Linked DNA regions of Homo sapiens: regions 2 and 3 are each linked to region 1. The links are chromatin loops, found by intact Hi-C in ENCODE. Cell type or tissue: B cell. All regions are shown on one strand. Region 1 overlaps CCNH (cyclin H). Region 2 has its middle 130 kb from the start of LINC02059. Region 3 has its middle 130 kb from the start of MIR4280.

Evidence for each region. A loop is a pair of places that touch in the nucleus more often than their neighbours do. Peaks named below come from ENCODE experiments on the same cell type or tissue, not always from the same donor. Only the 100,000 strongest peaks of a DNase experiment are listed, where the experiment ranks them.
Region 2: it touches region 1 in a loop (32-fold over the local background); 18 of 110 quality-filtered maps call a loop at or near these places.
Region 3: a loop joins it to region 1, with 21 times the contacts of the local background. A loop is called at or near these places in 14 of 110 quality-filtered maps.

What each region holds. Positions count from the first base shown.
Region 1 is chr5:87,396,128-87,404,127 of GRCh38, reverse strand. It overlaps CCNH (cyclin H), which reads left to right. Exons shown (of 9, transcript NM_001239.4): 6 at 2,356-2,426; 7 at 4,623-4,734. Among named protein-coding and RNA genes, the nearest start is that of CCNH, 13 kb to the left of the region's middle. In B cell, CTCF peaks have their summits at 3,453 and 3,653 (motif pointing right); a DNase peak (open chromatin) is centred at 3,597; H3K27ac peaks cover 1,382 bases.
Region 2 is chr5:86,877,291-86,885,290 of GRCh38, reverse strand. It overlaps the pseudogene RPL10AP9. Among named protein-coding and RNA genes, the nearest start is that of LINC02059, 130 kb to the right of the region's middle. RefSeq lists enhancers at 6,610-7,144, 7,137-7,306. In B cell, CTCF peaks have their summits at 4,102 and 4,305; a DNase peak (open chromatin) is centred at 4,300.
Region 3 is chr5:86,983,082-86,991,081 of GRCh38, reverse strand. No RefSeq gene overlaps it. Among named protein-coding and RNA genes, the nearest start is that of MIR4280, 130 kb to the left of the region's middle. In B cell, CTCF peaks have their summits at 3,788 and 3,988; no DNase peak of the experiment used is centred here.

The DNA of each region.
Region 1 (8,000 bases):
TAAGACATGAATACTTATTAATAAGAATTTCGCAACACATCTGCATCTAGGATAAGGGATTGTAGGTTTATATTTTATTTATGATATGCCTGTTCTCTGCAAACGCAGCTCACCAACTGTATATAAATGTATACGTTTAATCCCAAAGTGATTTATATCTCCACTTATTTACTAAGCAAACATTTATTAGATACCTTCTATGTACTACTATGCACTGTACTACACTTTAGGAGTATGAATAAGATAAATCTCTGTGTTAGGAAAGATAGTCATGTAAATTACTGATGTATATGGAGTTAAGATGTGGACTTCCATTAATTTTGTGGGGGTTGGGTGGTTATTTTTTTTGAGACAGCATCTCACTCTCACCCAGGCTGGAATGCAGTGGCACAGTCAAAGCTCATTGCAGCCTCAACCTCCCAGCCTCAAGCGATCCTCCTACTTCAGCTTGCTGAGTAGCTGGAACCACAGGCACACACCGCCACACCTTGGCTAATCTTTTTGTTTTTTTTGTAGAGTTGGGGTTTCCCTATGCTGCCTAGGCTCATCTCAGTCACTCCTAGACTCGAGTAGTCTCCTGCCTAGGCCTCCCAAAGTGCTGGGGTGACAGGTGCACACCACCATACCTGGCCTGCAGACTTCATTCTGTAAGGGAACAAAAGTCCTCTTTTCCACAATTCAAATAACCAAAAGTTTGATTAATCTTGAAGCATTGTATATAGTGCATCTATAAATTCTTCAGTGAAGGTCCAAATGAATTTATTTCATCTTAGAAGTTTAGTTCATTATAATTCCAGGAAGGCAAAATTGAAATTGCCATACCTTTGGCTCCTTGCAAATTTAATAGGCTTTCGTAACATTCCCAGAGACTAGACATTGGGCCTTTTTTTTTTTTTTTTCCTTTAGGGAAATGCTTTCCAAACGTTTTTAACTTACAGCTGATTTACAGGCAAATTTTTGGGATATGTGGAAATGAGCTTTACATTTATTGCTGATTTCAAAAGGGAAAGCCCCTGTGCTGTTGTCATAGTCTGGATAATGCCTCAGATTATTAATCATAGGATTATTACCGTTATTTCTGGATTTTCTTCTCTTTCTTGCAGATTTAGAGCTTTATTTTTCATCTGCTACTTTAGGTATTCTTATTGCCTGTGGATTTTATTAAAACACCACAATATTATAAGTTCAAATTCAAAATTGAGGTTAAGAGTTGCTAACTTCACAGAGATAATGAGTCTAGTCAGCCAACTCTTAGCACCAAACCTATGACCCTTATGCTTAAGAAATCAAAAGGAAATGAAGAGTAAAAATAAAGGAAGATGACAAAAATGGGAGGAATTTTAGGTAGGAGAGGGAAAGGAAAAAACTAGTTATTTTGAATTACTGGTAGCCAGAAATGGATTAGTTGTCAGGAGATTTCCTGATTTTCAGATCCAAAATTTATTCCCACAGTAGATGATGATGATGTAATATCAAACAGTTACCAAACTTTATAATAAAATTTAAATAAATCTGGATAAAGACAGCAACAAGAGTTCTTAAAGCATTGCTTTCTATTTTTCTAACTATTACCCCCAAGAGAAAAATAAGTTTTTTGCATTTGTGTTTGAAAAACTATTTAACATTTTGAGAATCTGTTCATTTCGCCTTTTATCAATCATAGGTCAAGTTCAGGTATGTAAAACTTCAGAGTAACTGAAATTTTAATATAGAAATTATATTTTCATACTGTCAGTGGCTCTGAGAAAAACAGGTAATTTGGGTTTTATATCACATTGATAAGTAAGTTTAACACCTTTGATTTGGACTTGATGCAAATAAGATGCAATAGATTTATAAAGCATTAGGTGGTAGTCTTGTTGGTTTGAATGTCTGTTACTCCACAGAAGTGCAACTATAGATAAAATGGCTTTCATATTAAGGGAATAGAGAATCCTTACTAGTGCCAGATTCCAGTTTTGCTGCTTCCTAGCTTTATTACTTTGGGCAAGTTACAAGATCATGACTTGTTCATCCCTGTAACTCAGATTCCTCATCTGTAAAATAAGGTTAGCCTTATTGGGCTTCTATATTAAAAGATATAAATGTTATAAGTACTGGCTATTACTGTTGCTTTCATACTATTTTCCCTCTGAAAGGTTGTACCTGAATGTCACTAAACTTAAAGGAACAATAAACATCTTTTAATGTAAGTGGTAATAAATCCTTAAAATATAGGAGTTACAGATTATACATTCATAAATTTAAAAATTTTTTAATTGCCTTTGATGAGGATGGAGGAAAATAATTTATGATGTCATGTTTTCTCAATGTGCTGTATGTTTTCAATAGATTTTTTTTTCTTTTCTTTACTAGTTATTTATCAGAGAGTCTGATGCTGAAAGAGAACAGAACTTGCCTGTCACAGTTACTAGATATAATGAAAAGTAAGTAAAAGAGAACACTTTACAAAATGTTTCTTCCAATACAAAGCTCCTTTCTAAATAAATCTCTTGGTGTTTAACTAGAAATATAACAGATTTTTGTTTAGATTTCTTTTCATTGAATTACTGTATTATGGAAGCATGAAAGACACATTGGTCTAGAACAAATAGAAGGTATATAGAAGGAAGTAGTGTTCATTTATATAGAACTTATGCAAAGAGTGAAAATAGAGTCAGATTTAGAAAGGATTTAGAGATTGACAACAGGATCCTTTTAAAGAATAAAGAAACATACTAGGCACTGAAAAAGATGTAATGGGAAATAACTTAAGGATAATGTTTAAATTTGGAACTTCTATTTTGTAGATAAATTATTTTTTTAAGAGAAAGGTAGAAGGAGATTTGACACACTCAGAGAAGGCACTGTTAAGACAGCAGAGAAAGAATTAAAGATGCTTGCCTTGAAAATTGGAGTGATGTGGCTGCAAGCCAAAGGAAGCTGGCAGCCATCGGAAGCTGGAACAGGCAAGGAATGGATTCATCCCTGGAGCCTCCAGAGAGAGTATGGCCCTTCTAGCACCTTAATTTTGGCACAGTGAAACATTTCAGACTTTTGGGCTCCAGAACTATGAGAGAATACACTTCCGTTGTTTTAAGCCACCACTTTTGTGATAATTTTAATAGCAATGTCAGGAAACTAATACAGCCCTGCGTAATCAAGACTTATCCAGCCCAAAAAGTCATTAGTGCTGGTGTTGAGAAACCCTGTCATTAGTGCCGGTGTTGAGAGTTGAGTAGAATCTCTACTTTACTTATTGGCTGGATTAGCCAGCATTCTCCATTCTTGACCGTGGCACACTTGGTCATGGCTGCTAAGCTACTCTTTGGGGTTAAAAGTCGATCATGTTTGTTTCCAAACCTTCTTGTGTAAATTGTTCTTGTTAATTAAATGTGTATTGTAATTAAATATTAAACCAGTAGAATATAAGATTGAAATCTTGATTTTCGATGACAGTAAATGGGCATACATTTTATATATTTTGTGTTTTAAAATTTAAGATGCTTCAGGGCATCTATGTATCATTTCCTGATTCTCTGCTCGAAGTGATCCTGAGGGCTTCCTTTGAGAATGATGGCTGTGATTTATGAATTATAAACTGTAGGTCTTTAGTTATACCACTAGGGGGTACACTTTAAAAGCTAATTGTGATTTGACTGTAGCTGTTAGGATCATAGAATTTAGTAGGTAAAGGTCTTATTCCACTGTACTCATTTCATAGCTTAGTTTTATTACTGATTTCTTCTCAATACCTTTATTTTGCTCCACTTGTTTTAAAATGAAATAAAAACAGCTCTTCATAAAACACTCAGAAGTTTAATGCTACTAAGATATTTGTAATTTTTGGAACATAGATACTGTCCTAAGGGTGTTGAGTTACAAGTATTAATTCAGTTAAAAATACTGCTTTGTTTGCATTATGAAATAGGTCAGTAGTGTAGTCATTTGGATCACATGGCTGGCTAATAGTAATAATAAGCCCATTGGATCTCTCATCATTCCCCTAATCTTGAAATTTGTATTCTTTGGTTTATTATAGTTGAATAACAAGATCAGCTAGAGGATGTTTTTGCAATTATAAAGTTACTGATACAGTAGTTTGCTTTTAACCTAAAGTGGACATTTTTGTATAGGGTTTGCGTTTTGTTAAAGCAAAGGATTATTAACAAATTTTTACTGAGCATCCTCCCTTTATTGCATGTTGTGTAATAACAGTTTCCTTTGAAAACAGGAAGTATATGCTTGGCCCACTGTCTATGGAATAGAATACTACGAAGATGGTTGGTGATAGAGAACAAAACATGTTCACTAAATCATTTAGGGATTTTTTTTTTAAGTCTTAAAACTGAACAAGAAGTGACCCCAGTAGGATTTGCCAAAAATTAATGCTAGATTATAGTGTGCTTTATGCTGTATATGATATGGGCTAAACAGCAGAGAGCCATAATTACTTGAACTAAACATACAGTGCTTATTGGATTTTAATGTAGAATGAAATGCAGAATGATGCAAATCCTGAGAATAACCATGTCATTTGAAGAGTGTTGTTTCCTATGACAAAATGGAAAAGTAACCAGCTCCCTTACTATGAGAAGGAGGTTTGCTTATTCAGTTTAAATTCTTTTTTTGTATCCACATAGGCATGAGAAACTTAGTAAAGAAGTATGAACCACCCAGATCTGAAGAAGTTGCTGTTCTGAAACAGAAGTTGGAGCGATGTCATTCTGCTGAGCTTGCACTTAACGTAATCACGTAAGTTAATGTGACAGTGTTAATCAATAGACATAACTGTTATCCAGTCCAGCTGGTTCGTAAATCATTTTATTGGTGTTTGCTCATTAGAGGAAAGCTGACTGATCCATAAAATCAGATTTTCTTTATTGAATGGACATTTCTAATGAGATTAAGGTAATAGTTCGGCATTCACTGTGCAGTTCTGATCCTGCTGTGACTCATATGTTCTTTGGCTTGCAGGCCCTGTCCTGTTCTGTTACTTCTCATGGGATTTCAGGGGTCAGGGTCTTCCTAAGGAATCCTTTTACCTTTTCCTGTCCTTTTAATCTTTTGTCTCTTTGAAGTTGTGATATCTGGTCTGAGGAACAAATATGCTCTTCCAGACTTCTGTTAGCTAGAGTAGAGAAAGTTGGCATACTTCTTTTTTTTTTTTTTCTTTGAGATGGAGTCTCGCTCTATTGCCCAGACTGGAGTGCAGTGGCGCGATCTCAGCTCACTGCAAGCTCTGCCTTCCAGGTTCAGGTCATTCTCCTGCCTCAGCCTCCTGAGTAGCTGGGACTACAGGCGCCCTCCACCACGCCCAGCTAATTTTTTGTATTTTTAGTAGAGACGGGGTTTCATCGTGTTAGCCAGGATGGTCTCAATCTCCTGACCTCATGATCCGCCCACCTTGGCCTCCCGGCATACTTCTTTCAGTGACAAACTTTATAGTGACCACAAAGCCAATAGGAAAAGAGGCCATGTAATTTCTTCTTGTGGCTAGCCATAAGAACACCTTTAATGTCTCTTAATTGATTTGTAAGCTGAATGTGAAAATCACCATAAAATTGGCAATTTGTGCTTTGCAAATTGAAAGATCCACTGAAACTTTCTTTTTTAGGTGTTTAAGCAGTTGGGAATTTGGACAGGTACTAGGATTAATGAAACTGCCATTTTCTATTTCCTGTGGGATGCATTTTGTTACTTAAAGTTATACCTTATTTGTTAAAATTTAATGGGAGTTATCTGTGGCATCTTATATTTAAGATGTATTTGAGGTATTATTTCTGTAATTGGTGAATATGTGCTGCTGGATAACTATGAAAAGCCAGAACAGCAATTCCAAGGCCTTTATGTCAAATACACATGACTCAAATTCCTTACCTATACAGTTGTAGTTGGGGAATATCTACGGACTTAGGAAGTGTGCAGAATATGAGGTTGTTTTATTATAGTTATAGGTATAACGACAAAGCATGTTTTAGCATAGAACTTGAAATTGGTGGATTTCATTCACTCCTCGGTTTCAGTGGTAACAGGAATTTTTCAGAGTGGTTACAGAGAAGTAATGTTGACTTTAATGAATAAAAGTATTGCAGCACTGATTATGTCCTTTTTGCATTGATTTTGAAATGGGATTAGACCAGGGGTTGGCAAACTGTTACCTACCAGGCATATCCAGCCCATTAGCGTTTTTAGAACACAGTTTCTTGGAATGTAGCACACCTATTCGTTTATATATCACCTATGGCTATTTTCATGATACAGCAGAAAAGTTAGGTAGTTGCAACAGAAACTGGTTATAGGGCCTGCAAGGCCGAAAATATTTACTGTCTCTTTAAAGAAAAAGTTTATCCACCCCTGGATTAGACCACTGAACTACTAATCCTACCCTTTCTAGCTAAGTAACTGAATGGACCATAATCCAAAATTCTTAACTGCCATAGCTTACATTGTATTCCAGATTGCCATCTGCCTTGTACTGGGCCAAATTCTGAATATCTATGAGTACTTGAGGGGTGCTTCTCAAACTGCGAAGGACTTTTTTAAAAAAAAATCACTAGATGTATACTTTTGTAAAATTCAATAAAAAATGAATTACTAGAAAAGTGAAGACAAAAACATAAGCTCAAGTTTTATTAGATTCAGCAGTCATAAAATTATTATATCAAATTGCTATTAAAAATTTCTAGGGCCGGGCACAGTGGCTCATGCCTGTAATCTCAGCAGTTTGGGAGGCTAAGGCGGGCGGATCACCTGAGGTCGGGAGTTCGAGACCAGCCTGGCCAACATGGCGAAACCCCGTCTCTACTAAAAATACAATAATCAGCTGGACGTGGTGGTGGGTGCCTGTAATCCCAGCTACTTGTAAGACTGAGGCAGGGAGAACTGCTTGAACCCTGGAGGGGTCACAGTGAGCCAAGATCACGCCATTGCACTCCAGCCTGGGCAACAGAGCAAGACTCTGTCTCAAAAAAAAAAACAAAAAAAAAATTATGAAACACAATTCCTGTACTTAACTCACTGCAAACTGGAAACTGTTCATGGACCAGCTCTGGTACTTGCTACCATGAGTAGTGCTACTTTAGGACTAAATATTTGTTTTCCTTGATCTTCAAAATTATTTTACCTTTAGTTTTCATGACACAAAAACTGTTTTGTCATTGTCAGTCAATACAAGTGAAACCAAAGTTCCCTTTGATCAAAACCCAAATCTGTCATGACCTCAGAAGTTACTTAGCAGTTGTTTACCTTTGCCAGCCTTTTCTCTGCACGTATATCCATATATTTATGAAATAAGCAGCGTTTTTTTCTTCTTTGCATTTTTCATACATATTGTACAATGGGTGATTATCAATGCTTAGCTTTTGCTAGTCTGGGTGAAAAAGTATCACATTGGTATTTTAATTTGCATTTTCTTGATTATGGGACATTGAACTTTCCATACTTAACAGTCACTTATATTTCATCTGTATTGCTTATTTATCCCCTTTGCCCAATTTTCTGGCTTTTTTGTTTGTTTGTTTGTTTTTGAGATGGAGTCTTGCTGTGTCACCCAGGCTTGAGTGCAGTGGCGTGATCTCACTGCAACCTCTGCCTCCCGGGTTCAAGCAGTTCTCCTGCCTCAGCCTTCCAAGTAGCTGGGACGACAGGTGCATGCCAACATGCCCAGCTAATTTTTTTTTGTATTTTTAGTAGAGACGGGATTTTACCGTGTTAGCCAAGGATGGTCTCAAGCTCCTGACGTCGTGATCCGCCCGCCTCAGCCTCCCAAAGTGCTGGGATTACAGGCGTGAGCCACTGCACCTGGCCACATTTTTGTGGTTTGTAGTGCTTTATAGATTCTATATACAGTCATCCTTCAGTATCCATGGGGGATTGGTTTCAGGACTTTCTGCTCATAACCACAATCCACAGATGCCCTAATACAAAATGGCGTATTTGCATATAACCTATACACATCCTCCCATATACTTTAAATCATCTCTAGATTACTTATAATACCTAAATACAATGTAAATGTT
Region 2 (8,000 bases), 520 kb after region 1:
CATGCTGGTACCTCTTTAATCTTAAGGGCTTCCTCCTGAATTTTCTCACTCAGAGATCTGAAATCCTATCTAAATAACTTCAATTCTGGTCTTTATCCCTTCTTTCATCAAAACTTAGCTGTCCTCAGTCAATACCCTCAGGATATTGCTGTGTAGCAGGTGGTCTAATCTGCTAAAAGTGTAAATGGATTTAAACACCTTTCAAACCACATCATTTTTCCCATAGGCTTGTGTGTACCTTAACTACCCTAGAGATTATATCTCTCTGTTACAGATGTCCAGACTGAATGAAAATTTTACTTCCCATCTCCTTTCTCACTCTGGGCCCTTTCCATATTGTTTTCTTTATACAAAATAAAATGTTAAAGAAAAGGCAGACTCTTTTCCGGTTAGCGCGGCGGCAGAAGCCATGAGCAGCAAAGTCTCTCGCGACACCCAGTGGGAGGCAGTGCGGAAAGTCCTGCACAGGAACCAGCGCTAGCGCCACAAATTCCAGGAGACGGTGTAGGTGCAGATCAGCTTGAAGAAGTATGACCCACAGAAGGACAAGTGCTCCTCGGGCACCATCAGGCTTAAGTCCACTCCCCGCCCCAAGTTCTCTGTGTGTGTTCTGGCGGACCAGTAGCACTGCGACGAGGCCAAGGCCATGGATATCCCCCACATGGACACTGAGGCGCTGAAAAAACTCAACAAGAATAAAAAACTGGTCAAGAAGCTGGCCAAGAAGTATGATGCGTTTTTGGCCTCAGAGTCTCTGATCAAGCAGATTCCACGAATCCTCGGCCCAGATCTAAATAAGGCAGGAAAGTTCCCTTCCCTGCTCACACACAACGAAAACATGGTGGCCAAAGTGGATGAGGTGAAGTTCACAATCAAGTTCCAAATGAAGAAGGTGTTATATCTGGCTGTAGCTGTTGGTCACGTGAAGATGACAGACGATGAGCTTGTGGATAACATTCACCTGGCTGTCAGCTTCTTGTTGTCATTGCTCAAGAAATACTGGCAGAATGTCCGGCCTTATATATCAAGAGCACCATGGGCAAGCCCCAGCGCCTATATTTGAATAAACTCTATTACCAGTAAAAAAAAAAAAAGAAAGAAAGAAAAGGCAGAGTGGGAATTTGCACATAGATTATATTGGTTGGAAAGTATTATGCAACCATTTCTTGAGAATTTTTTCTCTCCTTGATTAGGTGGTAAACTCCTGGAAGTAGTGTCTACTGTTTTTGTTACTGTCATTATTATTAATCTTGTTCAACTTTTATGAATCAAAATAATTTTACCAAAAATTAAATTTTGAAAAATTTAATTTCTTGCTATTAAATTCATTTATGTTTTCATTCCACACATATTTATATTCATATATTTACATATTTACTTATATAATTATAATTCATGTTTTTAAATTATTGTGAATGTTTCACTATAATATTATTTTAGATACATGTGGGCATATTGTTAGGTAATGCACGTATCAGTGGGAATTGATCTAAAGTTTATTTTGCATATTCAGGACTTTCAATGACATGCACATAACTAGTGTTCAGTTAAAATGTTTTATTGAATAAATGTTATTCCAGTAGGCTGAACTATATATGCAGGTTAACTGGCCTTTTACTCATTTCTAGCATATTTATTGTTTGTATGTACTGGCTGGAGTTTATCTGTTGGATATAGATGGGGAGTTACTGAGTTGTGGGAAAACCAGAAAACAAGGCAGGAATAATTAGAAGAGTACTGATGTGCACCAGAAAATGTTAATCAGGCCGGGCATGGTGGCTCACACCTACAATCCCAGTACTGTGGGAGGCCAAGGCAGGAAGATGGCTTGAGCCCAGGAATTCGAGACTAACTTGGGGAACATAGTGAGACTCTGTCTCAATAAAAAATAAACAAGAAAATGTTTAATCAGATTACTACTGTGTTTGCAGAGCGTATACATTTTCAAACAATGGTTTTGAAAAGACTGCTCTGATATATAAAGTTGGGAAGTGCTGCTCAGATATATAAGATTTCCCAATTAATTCCTTTTCCTCTATCTTTTCGATAATTTTTTAATAAAACTATCCTCACGATAAAAATTATGATGAATAATTGTTTTGATTCTCTGTAGGGGCACTATGAATACATTAGAACAATAAGCATAAACTATGAGAGGCTGGTGGTAAACAGAGGCAAATGGTGACCCTCCAAGATATCTTGTAGACATTTTACCTGCATCTACACAGAGAAGGCAACCATTATCAACCTTATATAAAGTAGGGGAAATATGTCTGCCCTCATAACATTTGTGCTTCAACTGGCTAGATATTAATATGTCTTTGAGTGTGTAAATGTCCAACCCTGGTAAGTACATATATTAAAATGCCCTGAAGAACTTTGCAGAATCCTGAGTCAACAACTGGACAGACGTAAGACAGTGGTTAAGAGAATGGGCCTTGGTATGAGACTTAGATTTGAACACTAGTTTCTCCTTTTACAGTTATGTGATTTTGGCCTATTAAACTCTCTGAACATCAGTTTTCTCATCTAAAAAATGGGGATGATAATAATGGTACTTGACTCACAGAGTTGGCCTGCTGATTAAATGAAATAAGGCAGTAAAGGAACTTAGTAGAGTATCTTATGGTGTGTAATGGGTGGTCAAACATGTTAATGTTGGGAGAGGCAGTTGTCATGGGCCACGAGACTCCCTGTCTTTTCCTGCAGGATGTATTCAAAGTGCAAGACCCTGACTATTTTTTATCTGGACCATTTCTCAGGGTTTCTATTAGATACCCTTGAGGGAGAAGTAAGCTCTCCCCTTCAGGACAAAGAGCAGGATTGCTTACTGCTTGCTCTAAAATGCAAGGTGTTCCTCAGCTACAATGCAAACCCAGCTTATATATGTAGCATTCATGTGGACCCTCTTCCTCACCACCCTAACCCTGGGGGCAAGAGGAACTAAAGCAAACATGCGGATGCTCATGCTACTTACTGAACTGTGAGTAATAAATTCTTTTGCCTCTGACCCATTAATCTTGTGTCTCCTGCCAGTATCCTTGAAACAGTAATAGACTAACTTATTAGTTTGTAAGGAGGGTAAAATAAAATTCTAGACCCAGTAGTTTTAGAGATAAGGATAGAATATTGAAAGAGATTGGCTTTCTGGCAGAGGAAGGATAAGAATCCTAAAAGTTGGGTTCAGAGGAGGACTCCTGGGACTGGTAGTGAATGTACTCACTCCAAGATGTAGGGAAGGATGGAGGAGGCAGAGTAAGGGCCTTTCCTTGTCCTAACTGTTAATGAGCCTAGGCAGTGAGAGATAAGGTTGAAACAAGCTGCCCAAAAGGTATATTGGTTATTGTTTACTGTCCTCCAGGGAAGAGGACAAAAGATTGCTACCATGACAATGAAGCAATAAGCCCTGAGGCCCCAACTGAAAGGCAATGTGGCTGTGGTTGTGGAGCCTAGGAATCCAAAAAGTTGAAATAAATGGTGTCAGCAATGATGACCTTGCTATTTGACGCAGACCTTTGGTTGGGCTAAAAATATTGGAAATTTGTTTTTCTGAGCTGCAAATGAGTGGCTGCTGGAAACCTAAAATAAGTGCAAAACTGTTTCTAATGGTGCAGAGCCAGCTGCTGTAGCATATCTTATCCCTGCTGCAGCCCAACTTGGCTGCCAAGGAAGACAGAGCACTAAGTGCAGGGTGACCAAAGGACATGAGGGCTGTTAGGTGGGAGCCACAGTGGGCTGTGCAGGTGCAAGAAGGGGTCCCTAGTCCCAGACACTCAGATGCTGGGAGGTACACAGGGAAGGAAGCATAACTGTGCTTAGGCGCTAATTCTGGAGAGATCAAGGGCAAAGAAAAAGCCTCCTTATCTTCCCTGTTTCCTGTGAGACACTCTCTGCTGCCACACTGCACGCCATGCATTCCTTGCTGGGAGACAATGTAGTCTCCTGGCAGTTGTTGCTATAGCCCTAACTCACATACTTGTTAACTTCTTGGTCTATGTTTCCTTAGGGGAAAATGGTGCTCAAATTCAACCCATGGGAGTTTTGATGGGACTTATCTTTGTTAGTGACATTGTGGGTGGGGCCCAGTGGGCTAATTCAATGTAGTGATTTTTGTGTTCCCACATCTGAATTTAAAATGGAATGGTGTAGTAGATGCCTGCACTTCTCCATCCCCTAAGTGCCAGAAGGCACTCTCTTGCTCAGGGACTGCTGCACCTACTGTCTCCTGCAGGGTGCTCTAGCAGAAAACAATCCTCACAATTATAGACTTGAAAGACTATGGGAAGACTCAGGCTATTTCCCAGTGAAACAGCACCACCTGCCTGATACAGGCACCAAGTACATCCCTTTTGAAATGCAGCTACTGGCCTGTGCAAACACTAGGCTCTTGAAATGGAATGCCTTACTCACAGGGACCCCGTGTGGCTTTTCTGCTTAGTATCTCTCACCCAAAACAGGAGTGGGTTAACTTGAACTCATGACTAACAAGATAGGTGGGAACCCACAGGCCTCACTAAATGGAAATGGCATATTCATTAGTGCAGCTAGCCTGGCCCGAGTGTCATCTCAGTTTTACATTAAAATGGAATTAAAGTAGCTGGAACAATGGGATCCTAGATTCAAAGAGGCTTCACTAAATGATTGGGCCTGGTGCACTGATAATTCAGCTTTAGCTGGACACCTGATGGTGTCCACTGAGCTGCTGCCACTCACTGTTCAGCGTCAAGGTCAGCTATGTGAAACCAAAAGCAGACACAGTCAATCCTCTTGGTAAGCAAACTTAGGGCAGTCCTCATAGCCTTGGTCAATCCCCCTTTGTTCAGCTTTGCTACATTTCTGTTGACTCCTGGGTCGTTATTAGTGTCAGAGCCATCTGGTCTGTCACTTCGAAGATCTCAGACAGGGAGATTAAAGACACTCCTCTTTAGAGCCAAGTAGCTGATAAACCCTGTGCCACCCAGGTCATCATGACAGCAGACATGACAACACAGCCACCATCATGGACTGGGCACATAGTAAAGAATTCTATGTTTCTGATGCAGAAGCTACCAATGTATATTAGACTTTTGATTTCTGTGAAAGTTAACTCATTTGTTTTGCAGAAAAAAAGAAAAAAGCCACATGATGCGCTGGCCCTGTTTACTCCTGAAAAATTGCATGCATTGACCCTTGACTCTCTCTTGGAGCTACTGTTGGTGTCTTACCACTGTTAAAACTTTTTAAGGTTTTCATGTTACTGTCTCATCTCTGGCAACATTGCTGTAGGCTTTGAAATTAAACTGTGTCACGTTTTCTGCTTTCCAGCCCACCTGGAGTTGAAAAATAGTATGCCCTTAGTACAAAAGGTTAGTCTAAAATGGGCTATTTATTTTTTTTTTAAGACGGAGTCTCACTCTGTTGCCCAGGCTGGAGTGTAGTGGCACAATCTCAGCACACTGCAACCTCCACTTCCTGGGTTTAAGAGATTGTCCTGCCTCACCTCCCGAGTAGCTGGGACAACAGGCACCTGCCACCATGCCCGGCTAATATTTATATTTTTAGTAAAGAGAGAGTTTCACCATATTGGCCAGGCTCGTCTCAAACTCCTGACCTTATGATCTGCCCCTCTCGGCCTCCCAACATGCTGGAATTACAGGGATGAGCCACCACGCCTGGCCTCAAAATGGGCTAATTATTAAGGGCCATTTATCTGATGGACATTCCACATTCTACACCATCTACAGGCATCTGGTATTGTTGAGCACTAGAAAGACTTCTTCAAAAATCAGTTCAAAGATATTTCTGACTCCCCCTCATCACATCCTCCTACTTGACACATCTTAGTAAGGCAGTTTGGTCACTGAATGCTGCTGTCCTTAGAAAATGTTCATCTCTTTTTGGCTGTGTTCAGGGTAATGTTTTGGAAAAAGACAGTAAGAATTATCTAGACCTATTTTGAAAATTCAGGACTCCTCCTGACTACTCCTGGGCATGCTGCTGCTTTTTTTCCTCTAACTGCAAGCAAATCTGCTATGTGTGCACTCTCCATCTGGCTCTCTGCATTACCCCCCATAGGAAGTAGAGCAAAACCAACATATCATGCTGATGCTCATCAACTTGCTGTGCTGTGAATACTAAAATTATTTGTTTTTGAGCCAGGAGTCTTGTGTCTTCTACCAGAATCTATGAAACAGTAACAAATTAATTTATTAGCATGTAAGGGGGGTAAAAATCAAATCCCAGACATCACAGTTACTGATAATAAATTACAAATTTCTATTCTTAGATCACAGGTCTGAAATATAGGTGGCTGAAGCCTTCGCAGTACCATACCAAAAGTAGACTTAAAGTAGACATGTGTCTAAACCTTACTCTCAATAAGAAGTAAAATCAGTGAAAACTGCTTTTATTTTGTCATCCTACTTTTTTTTTAAGCCAATGATTGGGTGCTATGTACATTAAAGAGAATCTCCTATGAAGGTCAGCTCTTAAATTACAAATTTTATGAATGTGAAAGTGAGATGTTGAAGTTCGGGAAAGCTCTTCTGTTATTATCTACTCAAAATTTGTGAAGAAGAATTCTGCCAAGAAGTAGATTCACAATTGAAGATGCTTAAATTAAGACATGGAGAGATGATCATAAGAGAATGAGTATTTAGTAATACCTGGGATTTTGACTAAGCATATATTTTCATAAGAATTCTGCTTTTCAAAAAGAATTTATCTTCTTACAGCTAAGATTGCACAATTACATATGTGCCTTTGAAAGAAAATAAACACTAGACCACTTAAGGTCTTGAAAAATGTCTGAAGTGCTTCCTCATTGCTGTTTAAGCTGTGCAGTCTCACTGTCCTGCTGTTTACCACCCACTGGCCAATCAATTACAGTCAATCAGCAAAGAATAGCAACAGTTACCAACAAGAGAGATGACATGCAGTTTAAACTGCTGACCCATGAGCTGTCCATGAAAGGCACAACCCTGAAGAAATACATATTTGATTCCTATTTGGATTCTGTGATTTATTGCCTTCATCACAAAACATCACATAAAGGGTGAGGTTCAATTAGAAAGAGACAAATTTTGTTTTCATTATTTTAAAAAAATATTAAGCCAAAAGTTATTTGATTCAGGAGCATGGTTCATCTCTATCTTTGCAATTTCTTGGGTATGTCCAAGCCAAGTGATGATAAAAGCTTGTTTGTTCTAGTGAAGAGTCAAAATCCTTCGTTCTGATTCTAGGTTAAGATCTTTGTTTTCTTATTGATTTTCCTCAACTCTCCCTGACATTAGTGAACTATGAACTTGGTTTGGCAACCTATAGGTGAGGTACAGAACAGAAAAGGGGACTTTTGAGCTCAGAATCCAGTAATCATTTTGACTTGCTAATGAATGATAGATTTAAACTTCCAGGTACACCCAATAAATTATATACATACATACATGCATCTATACATATATACAGACATACACACACAGTTTTACTCACCTATTGTTTGATGAGTTTTTATTTGTACTTAAGTATTAGATTTTTATATTCTTATATAAATTTTAAACTTCTAAATTTACATAGTTTAGGGTCACTTACCTTTATTGATTTCTTTCTTTTATGCCATATCTATTATTTGCAAACTACAACATAAAGCTTTATGGGAAATGAGGAAAGGAATAATATAATCATGTGATCCTAGGATTTCCCAGGATTTCCCAGGATTGTATTATCAGGAAAGGAAATAATACAAGAATACCATGCCAGGTTAATGTCAGAGGTAAATATACTATAATAAAGATGAAGCAGCATTGTTGTCTGGGGTAAATACCCGAGGTTCATTGTCCCACACCAGGGAAATCGGGGACGCAGACACAAGAAGTAAGTTTAAGAGCGGATGTTTAATAGGCAAAAGAAAAACAGAATAGCTTTCTCTCCTGCAGAGAGAGAGGAGCGCCTGAGTAGGTCTTCCGTTTTTGTGGTGAAATGCATGGGGTTTTATAGACAGCTTGAGGAGGCAGTGTCTGATTTAC
Region 3 (8,000 bases), 410 kb after region 1:
TGGGCATTATGGGGATTACAATTCAAGATGACATCTGGGTGGTGACACAAAGCCTAACCATTCACAGATATTTCTGGGACTTTACATACAGTATTTCAGGTTAACACAGCCTCAAAATCTTTCTTAGTCTCCTCAGTCCTTAGCAGTCTGTTCTAAATCAGAGATACTCAGACCTAGGTATGCAGCAGATTCACCTCCAGATAGTCTGATTTGGCAGGTGTAGGTTGAAGTCTCCGTGTCCCTGGTACATCTGATAGGAATCTGGTCATGGAACCACTGAACTAGACTGTCAAAGATAGCATTAGCATACCTCTATAGCAGTCTTGACAGCAGGAAAGTTAAGGATGGGAATTTAAAAGTTGGGCCATCTATGCTATAAGCTGAGTGAAAATGATTATTCAAGAAGTCGACAAAAAATTTTTCAAGTGAAACTATCCAGTTTCCCAGATAAAAACTATTTATGCTGAATACTGTTTTAATGAGTTTGATCTAATACGAACTATTAAATACATAAAACAAATCACCTTCAAAGCAATCCAAGTTTCAGGCTTATGCAAGTTTTTTTCTTTTTCCTTTTTTTTTGGGGGGGCAAGATGTATAAGATATGCTGTCCAAAGATAACTGTGCATTTTATTTTTATCATCATAACCTTCACTTAGATAACCATAACAAATAAGGGTTGCATAGGGTATGTATGGAACATAAGTGTGTATCTCTTTCTTGACACTCAGGAGTAAATGAAAAAATAAGTATATAAATAACAATTAAAATTTAAAAAACCCCCAAAACCTAAGTGTATATCCCTAAAAATGTCTAAGAATCAGTCAAGTTGATCAACTTGGAGCAGAATTCCATATCATTTAGGGGGTAATTTGAAAACTACTAACATCAAATTCCTTTAATATAGTATTAATAATTGATGACATTTTAGCTGGGTGCAGTGGCTCAAGCCTGTAATCCCAACACTTTGGGAGGCCAAGGCAGGTACATCACTTGAGCCCAGGAATTTAAGACTAGCCTGGCCAACATGGCAAAACCCTGTGTCTACAAGAAATTACAAAAATTAGCCAGGCTTGGTGGTACATACCTGTAATCCTAGCTACTTGGGAGGCCAAGGCAGGAGAACTGCTTGAATCCAGGAAGCAGAGGTCGCAGTGAACCAAGATCACACCACTGCACTCCAGCCTGGATGACAGAACAAGACTCTGCCTCAAATAATAATAATAATAATAATAATAGATGACATTTTATTTTATTCCTTTAGTAGAAGAGGAGTCTGTTTCTTTTTCTCCGTGTGTGTATAAATGAAATACATATTTATATATTTATGTAATCCATACATATATATATACATATATGGTTTGGGGGGAAACACAGAAGAAACATTTTCTGAATGAAATAATGTAGTATGAAGTCCTCAAAGAAACAGGCCATAGCTAAAAACCACTGAATTTATGAGAGGGGAAACAAATTCTAAGCTACTTTCAGCAGAGACTGAGAAATAACAGTATGAAGTAAATTTTCTACAGGAATCAATACTTGGGTCTTCTCCCTTTGTGAGACTATGTTTGTCATAACAGATGAAAGAGTGGAAATTTGTCTACATAATACATGATATTTTTCTTTTTTTAAACCATGTACTCTAATTATGAAGATGGAGGTGTCCTTTGACAGATTGTTTAATAAAGACAGTTTAATAACAGTTGAGCTATTCTGTATGCTTCTTAGAAATATTAACATGTTTAAATCAAGATCCCAATATAGATTTTGCTGCTGTGTGATCACTTTTTTATTATATTAGTTTTATCTAGGTTAACAGATAACAGGGTAGTATACTCTACAGTATCACCATGTTATTAAAAAGTATTTCTTCTAAGAAAATAATTACAGAAATCATTTGGGAACAGACTACCTTTTTGCTTTTATATTTTTATTTTTTAAATTTTTTAAATTTTATTATTATACTTTAAGTTTTAAGCTACATGTGCACAACGTGCAGGTTTGTTACATATGTATACATGTGCCATGCTGGTGTGCTGCATCCATTAACTCGTCATTTAGCATTAGGTATATCTCCTAATGCTATCCCTCTCCCCACCCCACAACAGTCCCCAGAGTGTGATGTTCCCCTTCCTGTGTCCATGTGTTCTCATTGTTCAATTCCCACCTATGAGTGAGAACATGCAGTGTTTGGTTTTTTCTCCTTGTGATAGTTTGCTGAGAATGATGGTTTCCAGTTTCATCCATGTCCCTACAAAGGATATTAACTCATCATTTTTTATGGCTGCATAGTATTCCATGGTGTATATGTGCCACATTTTCTTAATCCAGTCTATTGTTGTTGGACATTTAGGTTGGTTCCAAGTCTTTGCTATTGTGAATAGTGCCGCTATAAACATACGTGTGCATGTGTCTTTATAGCAGCATGATTTATAATCCTTTGGGTATATACCCAGTAATGGGATGGCTGGGTCAAATGGTATTTCTAGTTCTAGGTCCCTGAGGAATCACCACACTGACTTCCACAATGGTTGAACTAGTTTACAGTCCCACCAACAGTGTAAAAGTGTTCCTATTTCTCCACATCCTCTCCAGCACCTGTTGTTTCCTGACTTCTTAATGATCGCCATTCTAACTGGTGTGAGATGGTATCTCATTGTGGTTTTGATTTGCATTTCTCTGATGGCCAGTGATGATGAGCATTTTTTTCATGTGTTTTTTGGCTGCATAAATGTCTTCTTTTGAGAAGTGTCTGTTCATATCCTTCGCCCACTTTTTGATGGGGTTGTTTGTTTTTTTTCTTGTAAATTTGTTTGAGTTCATTGTAGATTCTGGATATTAGCCCTTTGTCAGATGAGTAGATTGCAAAAATTTTCTCCCATTCTGTAGGTTGCCTGTCCACTCTGATGGTAGTTTCTTTTGCTGTGCAGGAGCTCTTTAGTTTAATTAGATCCCATTTGTCAATTTTGGCTTTTATTGCCGTTGCTTTTGGTGTTTTAGACATGAAGTTCTTGCCCATGCCTATGTCCTGAATGGTATTGCCTAGGTTTTCTTCTAGGGTTTTTATGGTTTTAAGTCTTAGGTTTAAGTCTTTAATCCATCTTGACTTAATTTTTGTATAAGGTGTAAGGAAGGGATCCAGTTTCAGCTTTCTACATATGGCTATCCAGTTTTCCCAGCACCATTTATTAAATAGGGAATCCTTTCCCAGAGCCCTCAGAAATAATGCCAAATATCTACAACTATCTGATCATTGAGAAACCTGACAAAAAAAAAGCTTTTTGCTTTTTAATAAACTAACTTGAGGAACTCTTGAGGTATTGGCAAGTCAGGAATTGTCCAAGTCAGGAAGTTATAACTTTAATGTTTTTAAAGAAGGACAAACTAAGGAAGCCCCCCAACCCCAAGAGTCTATGAAGTGGGGAGGGAGAGAGCAAGAGAGAGAGAGCTAGAAGGAGAGAGAAAGAGAGAGATTTAGAGAGAGAGAGAGAGAGAGCAAGAAGACTCACTCGAAGAAGGCGCTCAGGATGGACAGTGGCTTGGGACTAAGGAATATGAGTTCAAATGCTGTTTCTGCTGTAAACCAGTGAGGAATGACAACATCCTATCACTTTGGGTTTCAGCATCCTTATCAAGAAAAAGAGATCGTTAATCTTTAAAGTTTCCTCCTCATTTAGAATCTACTTTTGTAAGGTTGTATAAAAATAAGATGTAAGATTTTTTTACTTTGGTCTCTGAGGAAAGAGATAATAAGTTATTGTACGATTAATTACCTTTTTGGGCTTGCTAGTTTTGGGAATTCTTTTGCCAAGATTGCAAAAATTCAAGACTAGTGAAGATCTCTGTGTCCTTAATACATAAAATGGCAGAAGCTCATGAAATTTAATAAGATACTTGTGACTCTGCGGTAGAAGAACTGAAATCGTTTTTAGTTGACCAGCGCATGTGTTTTTCAGACTAGTGAAGATTAAAAAGTATGTTTATTAACTTTTAGGTTATTTCTAGGGAATTTTAAGTGTCAGATTGGCACCATCTATAGATATTAAAGGTGAAGTGCACCTATGATTGTTTCATATTCTGATAATCCCTCCCTCTGTTTTATTTAAGCTCAGTAACTTCATTTTCAGTTAATCAGCAGATATACTCAACTGTTCATTTGAGTCACAGCTAGCATTTGTCTGCTTGGGCTACAAACTATTCAGGAAGATATTATTCTTCCTTTTGTCAATTTATATTCTAGACACATAGTATCTATGCTTTTAGTCTACTTAGAATTTCTACAACTTCTATAAATATTTAAGCTTCAATTTTAATGATGAGTGGTAAAAGCTCCACCAAGGATATTTTAAGAGTTTTACATGAGGAATTGTTTTTTTCTTAGTAAATTTTTGAATTTTTCAATGCTAAAATATTACATGGATATCATGAGGCACAAAATAAAAAATTATTAGTTTAAAAGAGTGACCTTATTAATGTATAGGAAAAGATATATTGTTAAATCTTTGTTTTGTGGGGTTATGTTTCTTAGTAATCTAATTTTTCCAGGTATAATTATTGAATTAATTGTAATGCATAACAAAGAGCATATTTGTCAAAACGTTTTGATGAAAGTGGAAAATGCTGAGTACCGTGGCACACACCTGTGGTCCCAGCTATTCGAGAGGCTGAGGCTGGAGGAACCCCTGAGCCCAGGACTTTGAGGCAGCCTGGGGAACACAGTGAGACCTCATCTCTAAAAGTGAATAGAATAACGACAACTTGCTGTAAATTGAATTTGAGGAAACAAATGGACGACTTTCAGAAACAAAAGCAAAGTTCCTGGACCCATTCTTCTTGCTCTTTTATTTACTAGCCCTTGCTTTTATTATTTTGCCTGGTTTAAATAGTTACTTTGGAAGAAAAGCAATGAATCATATAATAGCTTTATAAATAAATATTTGTTTCTGATACCGTTTTAGGTTCTGTTTGCTAGTAAACCCTCAAATGTTTTGGGTTTTTTCTCCTAAATAGACACTTCAGTATTCATGAACTATGAGAAACTCACATCCATATAAATGGCCTAAATTTTTTTGGATGCTTCCAAAATAACAAAAAATATAGAAAAGCTTTTCATTGATTTCTATAGTAATTATATTATATTAAATACATTGAGCCAGTCAGAAGAAGCCTGGCATCTGAGGCATTCTGATTAACTACATTTTTCTGTTTAGCTGAATTTGTGTCTCCAACTCTTTCTGGCTCCTACTCTCACAAAAAGTAAAACATATTAATTTTTAGTAAGCACTCTATATTAGATGTTGAAGTAGGGATAGATATTTAGACTAAATATATACTAATTCTCAGATGTGTTCCATTTATTTTTATAAATTCATGATCCTAAAATATGAGCTTATTTTGTTAGGCTCTGCTTGTCTTTTCTCGAAGTAACAGGTTCACTATTTTCATTGTTAAAATTTTAAATTAAGTCTTACAGATACTTTCATCAATAATAAAAGTGATTTGCAAGTATACTATCAATTGTTTTGCATTTATAATGGGGATTTTTAAAACATAAAAGGTTTTTGAAAGTGTGTATTCTTTTAAATATGATGTTCTATAATTTTATTTGAACTACTCACTTACCAAGTGGTCTCTTTAAAATGTGAAACCAACTTTAAAACTTTAAAATATTAAATCTTGGAAAATTTACTTATAGGCCTAGTTATAGTAAGTTCTAAGTTCTGTTGAAATTATTACAAATGATAAATTTCAGTATTTTATAAAAATCAGGCCTTACTATTCTGTTCTTAGTAACCTATTTATATAGAATCATGTACATAATATTCCACTTCTTTTGAATTCTGATGGCAAACAAGCCAATAAATTGTCTTTTAAAATATAGTGTCTCTACTCGAATGAGAGATTTCCAGCATTCTTCTAAAAGGCACAGTTCTATTAGCTGAAGTCCACGTAGGTTTCTGTGGAGGTGAGAAGGAAGGCTGGAAGTGAGTTTGACAGGCTTGTGTTTGCAAAGGTCTAGATCAATGCTTTTTGGAACTAGGTAAAGGCTGTCCCCCAGGAGGCAGGTTAAGCACATCAGGATGTGAGCTCTCTTTCCTTTCCTCTTCTCTGCTCTCTGTCATCACACATTATCTACATTTTTTCTTTCTGTACACTCATTTATTGACTAATAATATATTTTGCTGGATAATATGGTATTTTCTGGAAATGGATATCAGGTTCAGACCAACTGGCAATATCCTCTAAAAATCTCCTAGATGGAGATTTCTTATTAGATTGTCCTCATTTAGCACTACTTTTATATATTTGTTTTGCACCAGGAAAAATGAGAAAAATAATTCAATAAGAAAACATTTTATTGAGTCATCTAGTGGAGAATTGGATTTCAAACACTTGTTTTAAATGATAAAACTAACTTTAAAACATTATCATTAAAAAGAGTACTTATAGCTTCACCATAGTAACTATTTGTTTTTGCTTAATCCCTCCAAAATTTATTCATATATTCCTCTGAATTGGCATTATTATCATTATCTTGTATATGCCATTTTGTTGCAATTTTTTGATGAATAACATTTAAAATTAATTAAGACTTTCTGCAATATCAATTTTTTTCACGGTCTAAAAAAGCTGGTACTAACTGATCAATTATTGCATTTAAAATCCTGAGCTAACCTTATCACATTTATTTTCTCATTTGTACAACATAGGTGAGTGATGATTCTTATTATGCCATTAACTGAGGATTGCAATAAGTAAGTAATTCATCTGATATCACATAGGTAGCAAGTGATGGGTTGAGGATTTATAAGCAGATAGTTTAACCTAAGAACTTATGCCTTTAATCAATATGCTTTGCCACTTCTCACAAATAAAAATGCATGCTAAAGTAACAAGGACTGGATAATGTGAAGAAATACAGTACTGCAAAATTTATGTTAGAGATTTAAATCAGTAGTTTTTTTAACCTGATTACGCTCTGTGATTCTGTGATTCTCCCTCCACCCCACTTCAAGCTAAGAAATTGCTTTGGGGATGTGGTTTAGTATTCCAGAGCTCTTAGAAGAAATATTCGTGTCTCTGGGTTTGAGAAAACACCAGAAAAAAGTCAACCAGATTTAGTTCTACATAAGGCCAGGAATCCAGGACAGATATAGGGAATATTTGTGGGTGAATCTTCAAAACATGCTTAAGTCCATCAAGCTAAATAAATCTACCATATGGTAAGCCAGATTTATAAAAGAAACTAGTGAAAACTGTGGGTGTTATGAAAATAGGAAGGGATTTTATTTTAATAGCAAAAATAACCTATAAGAAAAAAACAGAAAATTATTTCAAAACACATCTTTGGAAGACTTCTTTGGCCCTTAGAAAAAAGGCAGCTTTCATTTTGAAAGAAATTATTTCCCAAGTCAAAAATGTTTTTATTTTTTCCTAGAGCTTTTTTTCTCCCAAACTTTTAAACAGAGAGGCAGCTCAGTTTCTAGTATATGGTAATAAATACGTCAAACTAGGGCTATGTAACAAAACAGGTAAGTAAAATAGGATTTATCACCTGGGCATTTCACAAACAGAAAGCAGCCTTAGTTTAAAAAAACAAAAACAAAACTTAGAAAGGGTTCTGAGTACCAATATTTTGACTAAGTTGACTGAAATGGTAGTCTACCTCACCCCAAGCAGAAATCTATAATTAGAAGTGTCTGAGGTTGTATGAAGATCCTAAAACAGTTGCTTTAGAGTGATTGAATCCACAGTCTGAAATAAGAATGTATGTATTTTTTATGCCATTTCCACAAGTGAAATTGTGTACAATAAAGCCTTCCCTTGTGTTTGGGCCCTATAGATCTTTGGTTAATCAAAAGCTTTTTTAAAATCAGGATTACCTTACACACTTTTTTAACTTAAAGCATACACATATGTTTGCATTAGCCAATCCTTAGCTGTAAACTGAAGCCCTTTTCTGTGAGTGTATGTCCACTGTTTGGAGTTCTGCCTCTTCT